2 separate regions of the Homo sapiens genome follow, and region 2 is linked to region 1. A link is a contact called in ENCODE Hi-C or POLR2A ChIA-PET data. All regions are on one chromosome and are shown on one strand. Each heading gives the region's core, a stretch centred on a gene start or an enhancer-like site at or near the end of the contact. The rest is flanking DNA. Distances are from core to core; before and after follow the strand shown. Region 1 overlaps SNX1 (sorting nexin 1). Region 2 overlaps CSNK1G1 (casein kinase 1 gamma 1).

Region 1 (2,700 bases), core at 29-2,528:
GTCTCGCTCTGTCATCCAGGCCGGAGTACAGTGGTGCGATCTTGGCTCACTGCAACCTCTGCCTCTCAGGTTCAAGCGGTTCTCGTGCCTCAGCCTCCTGAGTAGCTAGGACTACAGGCGTGTGCCATCACGTCTAATTTTTTTTTTTTTTTTTTTGAGACAGAGTCTTGCTCTGTTGCCAGGCTGGAGTGCAGTGGCGTGATCTCAGCTCACTGCAACCTTCGCCTCCCAGGTTCAAGCGATTCTCCTGCCTCAGCCTCCTGAGTATCTGAGACTATAAGTGGGTGCTACCACGCCCAGCTAATTTTTGTATTTTTTTTAGTAGAGACGGGGTTTCACCATGTTGGCCAAGATGGTCTCAATCTCTTGACCTCGTGATCCACTCACCTTGGCCTCCCAAAGTGCTGGTATTACAGGCGTGAGCCACCGTGCCCAGCCCTGGCTAATTTTTTGTATTTTTAGTAGAGATGGGGTTTTACCATGTTGGCCAGGCTGGTCTAAAACTCCTGACCTCGGCCGGGCGCGGTGGCTCACGCCTGTAATCCCAGCACTTTGGGAGGCCGAGGCAGGTGGATCACAAGGTCAGGAGATCGAGACCATCTTGGCTACTAACACGGTAGTACAAAAAATTAGCCAGGTGTGGTGGCAGGAGCCTGTAGTCCCAGCTACTTGGGAGGCTGAGGCAGGAGAATGGCGTGAACCCAGGAGGCAGAGCTTGCAGTGAGCTGAGATCGCGCCACTGCACTCCAGCCTGTTGACAGAGCGAGACTCCATCTAAAACAAAAACAAAAACAAACAAAAAAAACCTCTGACCTCAAGTGATCCGCCCACCTTGGCCTCCCAAAGTGCTAGGATTACAGGCGCGAGCCACCATGCCGGGCCAGAGATTCTGATTTGACAAGTCTGCGTAGAGTAGAAAAAGAACAGGGGGACTAGGCCTCAGGAAGGCCTGGAGTCATTCTCAGAGGCTTCCTCAGCAGCCACGGCCCTTTAGACTCAATCAGCGCTCTTCCCCCTGTGGGGTTCCAAACCTCTGGGTGGGATGGGCCCTGGGTTCATTTGGAACCAGCAGAACACCCCTGGCTGGGCTGCCTCAGTGGACTCACCTCGAGGATCTCGTCCTTGGCCTGCTGCAGCTTATCAGGCTTGTTGGCCCACAGCAGCCGAGCCTCGGCCTCCCGCTTCTTCTGCAGTGTGGCTTGGGCATCCTGCCAGCGCTGCCATGTCTTCATGCGCTGGTCGAAGGCAGCCTGTGGGGGTGGGGTTGAGGAGGAGCACAACCAGCTCTTCAAGAGCTCTGCTGGCTCTGCCTCGAGGCAGGCTCTCCCAGCAGCTGCACCAGGGACAGACTGAGCAAGGGCAGGTTCTGCAGCCACATGTTAGTGCCCAGCTGGGAAGTTTAATGTCTAGGAGCAAAGCTTGGGTAAGACTCCTCTCCAAGCTTCCAGAAGGCCAGTGCCATGCTGCTTCATGCTACTCCCAGGGCTGGATGGCAGGGATCCAGTAGGTGGCCTCATGCCAGTGACCAATACTATGGCTTACAGAAGTGCCTCCCTCAGATCAGTCAGTTCATAAGGCTACATACTTTCCCTGAGTGCCTGCCATGTGCCAGGAGCTAAGAATACAGTGGATGAAACTCATGGTCCCATTTTCATGGAACTTGTCATCTAATGGAAAAGGCCAACATTACATTTACAATTACAAATAGATACAAGTATGCAGACTACTGGGAAAGCAGCAGGGTACTATAACATGAAACCAGAGGCCTAGCTTAGCCTGGGAAATATGTCAGGGAAGTCCACCCTAAGGACCCAGCCTTTAAACTGACACCCAAATAATGCACAAGGTTAGCTTAACAAATCTTTAAATCAACACCTAAAACCACCATAGGGCCACATTGCTTTTTCCCAACCACACACTCACCTGCTCTAGGCTACCAAGGCCTCCAAGAAGCTCCCCAAAATCTATTTGCTAGTTTTCCTTGTTTCCAGTTCCTTGACCACAATCAGCATTTCCAGGGAAGGAAGCTGCTGGCCTGACTAACCACGCCCACCCGGACTTGCTTAATAGGCCCCAAGCAGCAGCCTGGATCAAGGATCTGTGCCTGGGGCCAGCCGCCCAGCCGGGTTCCAGCGGCTCCCTCACTGCCCTGCAAAAGTTCCCCGAATATTTTCTTTTTAGACGGAGTTTCACTCTTGTCACTCAGGCTGGAGTGCAATGGCGCGATCTTGGCTCACTGCACTGCAACCTCCACCTCCTGGTTTCAAGCGATTCTCCTGCCTCAGCCTCCTGAGTAGCTGGGATTATAGGCACACACCACCACGCCCAGATAATTTTTGTATTTTTAGTAGAGATGGGGTTTCGCCACACTGGCCAGGCTGGTCTCGAACTCCTGACCTCAGGTGATCCATCTGCCTCAGCCTCCCAAAGTGCTGGGATTACAGGCGTGAGCCACCACGCCCCAACCTTCCCTGCATATTGTCTATGCCTCCTCAGCACAGGCTTTTGCCAAAACTTGAACCTTAGGGAATGCAATGCCACCAAATTCACCTGCCCCAGGATTGTCACTGCTGCTACCCTGCAGCATCTTAACACCTCAATGTCAAAAGATTAGGTAAAGGGCAACCTCTTATCTGAGTTAGTTAGACTCAAGCCCAACCCACTGGCCTAACAGTGGTCCGGCTCCATGCTCAGGGAAGA
Region 2 (2,700 bases), core at 150-2,649, 46 kb before region 1:
AGCAGCATTGTTCTCCCATTTTAGAGATTAGGAAGCTTAGGCATAGACTGAGGATCTTGCCCAAAGACCCACAGCAAATAACTGGTGGAGCTGGGGTTCAAACTTAGGGCTGATTAGGGCAATTTCTACACTATGCTGCTTCCCTTATTTATGCTAGGTATTATACTAGACAGTCTCATACATTTTCTTGTATAATTCTCTCATCAACCTATAAGAAACAATCTCAAATAGATGGAAGTACTTATCCAAGGGCATATGATATCCAAATTGTTTATCCTATTTTGTGTTCTCTCCCATGTTTCAGCCAAGGTCTTTAACAAGCAGAGTGTTTTGTCCAGCAGTGAGGCCCCTTTTCCCACTTCCCAGCACCCACATAAACAGGAATAATGTGCTGGAAATGAAACCAGGTGGCAGAAGCAGCTACACATGCAAGAGAAGCCTGATTGGGTCCACATTAACCAGATGACAGGAGTGAGAGCCTTCACTTACATTTCGGGGACCATCAGTGAGAACTGGGATGGCAGTGAACCTGAAATAAAGATCGTTGAAATAAGACTGGCTTTCCAAGGGAGAGTGTTTTTTTACCATCTTCCCTCTTGTCGGAGAGGATGTGACAATCTTGTTATTTGTAACTTCGAACCAGTGCTCAAAGCCATGAGGAAATTTCTGAAGGAAAGTGTGATTATTTATAGTTTCTGGTACCCACTGTTGACTTCCTTTTTAGAACTTTTTCTTTCAACATCAGCACTAAGTCTATATCATTATAGCATAATAAACTGAGAGAACTAGACTTCACCCATCACATTCAAGGGAGCCAAGTGATTTTACCTTTAGAAGTCAGCCATGCAGTTATTTTTAACTTAACAAAGTAATGTGTGTGTTTTTGCAATATGAAAGAATCTGTGTTTAGAACAAATTTTCCTCATGGAAATTCACAGATATTAACTCTAAACCTTGGTTAAGTCATTTGTTAGTGTTTCCATCTGTAAAAAAACCTATTTCATAAGATTTTTGTAAGGATTAGATTTACACACACAATGTAGCAGAGTGTCAGACACGGAGTAGGCACTCAGTATGTAAGTTATTATCATCATTATATGATTACATCATTGATATTAGTGTTCTCGCATGATATGGGCCTGGGAACCTTCCCTAAATTGATCCCTTAACCCAGGAAAACAAACATTCCAGACACTGCCTGTTTAGCGACCCTGTCTGGCGCTGGCAAGAGATTTCTGTTGCCATGGTGCCTGTCACACACTTCTGTCTTTCTGTTTCAGGTGGTTAGCTCAACCAATGGAGAGCTGAATGTTGATGATCCCACGGGAGCCCACTCCAATGCACCAATCACAGCTCATGCCGAGGTGGAGGTAGTGGAGGAAGCTAAGTACGTACATCTTTCAAGGGGGCTCTTAAGTCATGGGTTGAAAAATCTTTTCTGTCTCTTCCTCTCTGTGTGCTGCTCGTCTCAGACTGGATTTCTCATGCTTGTAACCACAGCTTTCTTCCTTAACTGTTTTAATTTTTGCATGGTACCTTAAGGCTGCTACTGCCCTTCTTTAGCTGTGATTTCGGGGAAGACAGTCACATTTTTCTAGTTCACATGAAAAAGACATAGTGAACCGAAAGAATCATGTTATCAGGGCTACAGTGGATAGTAGCCATGAGCTTCTTGGGGCTGTGGAGCTTCTTGCTCTATATGGGATATAGAGAAAAATCTGCTGTTAAACCATGGGCCATGCTGAATAGCATTCGATTTCTGATTGTGGGCTAGCAACTGGATGTACAATCATGGAACAAGGAGTTCAGGGCCATTTTGTTCACTCTCAAATGATTCTGGCTTCAGAGAGACTAAGTCAGGCAAGAAAAATATTATAGTCTGCATCTGTGAATGAGAGTGTGGGAAAAGAATGGAAGTCATACTCATCTCAGGAGGGTAAGGAGGTTGCCCCACACCCTTTTCTGCTTCTCTTGCATGTGTATGTCTTGCCCCACCCATACCACCAGCCCCTTGGTGCGCTGCATGGTCTGTGTTTAAACTCTTAAAATCTGGGGTGGAAGGTGAGATAACTGCCAATTCTGCTGCAAAAGCAGCATTTCTACCACTTTTTTCCCCATCCCAAATTTAGATCCAGATTTAGACTTCAAGAAGATACCAGGTAGGGAGAGATAGAGACACCATGAGTCAGTAACTGCTGCTATCCCTGATATGGAGGACCTTTCTTGTGAGCCCTTTGAGAACCTTCAGGATATCCCAGGGTCTTGTTTTCTGAAGCAGACAACGTATTTATAGTGATATTGTACCTAAGTAGTCTCATGAGCCCCCAGGTAGCTTAATACAAGCCAGAACACTCTTATACCTCTAAATGTAAGTTAGTGAGATGCCACTGAGACCTGCATTCTTCCACCTTCCAGATGTACTTTGTATTGTTGTCTTTCCTGCCTATTCCCCTGGTCTCCTGCCCATCTTTTTTATTTATTTATTTTTTGAGACAGGGTCTCTCTCTGTTGCCAAAGCTGGAGTGCAGTGGCACGATCATGGCTAACTGCAGCCTCTATTCCCCAAGCTCAAGTGATCCTCCTGCCTCAGTCTCCCAAAGTCATGAAATTACAGGCATGAACCACTGTGCCCAGCCCTGCCAGTCTATTTGATGAACTCATTTTACCTTCAAGAAGTCCTTTCTAGCCAGGTGTGGTGCT

Evidence for each region. A loop is a pair of places that touch in the nucleus more often than their neighbours do. ChIA-PET counts read pairs that join two places held with the same protein, here RNA polymerase II (POLR2A).
Region 2: a map of endothelial cell of hepatic sinusoid shows a loop between it and region 1 (4-fold over the local background). The contact joins two enhancer-like sites. A Hi-C loop is called at or near these places in 1 of 168 maps with a recorded cell type or tissue (endothelial cell of hepatic sinusoid). POLR2A ChIA-PET finds 5 or more read pairs at or near these places in 4 of 52 experiments (OCI-LY7, activated T-cell, activated naive CD4-positive, alpha-beta T cell and 1 more).

The regions. Positions count from the first base shown.
Region 1 is chr15:64,133,214-64,135,913 of GRCh38, reverse strand. It overlaps SNX1 (sorting nexin 1), which reads right to left. Exons shown (of 15, transcript NM_003099.5): 12 at 1,107-1,250. Among named protein-coding and RNA genes, the nearest start is that of SNX22, 17 kb to the left of the region's middle. Within about 2 kb of position 1,278, at least 4 of the 41 ENCODE cell types and tissues checked have a DNase peak (open chromatin) inside an H3K27ac peak, as active enhancers do.
Region 2 is chr15:64,179,035-64,181,734 of GRCh38, reverse strand. CSNK1G1 (casein kinase 1 gamma 1) reads left to right here. Exons shown (of 12, transcript NM_022048.5): 11 at 1,281-1,387. Among named protein-coding and RNA genes, the nearest start is that of PPIB, 17 kb to the right of the region's middle. Within about 2 kb of position 1,399, at least 2 of the 41 ENCODE cell types and tissues checked have a DNase peak (open chromatin) inside an H3K27ac peak, as active enhancers do.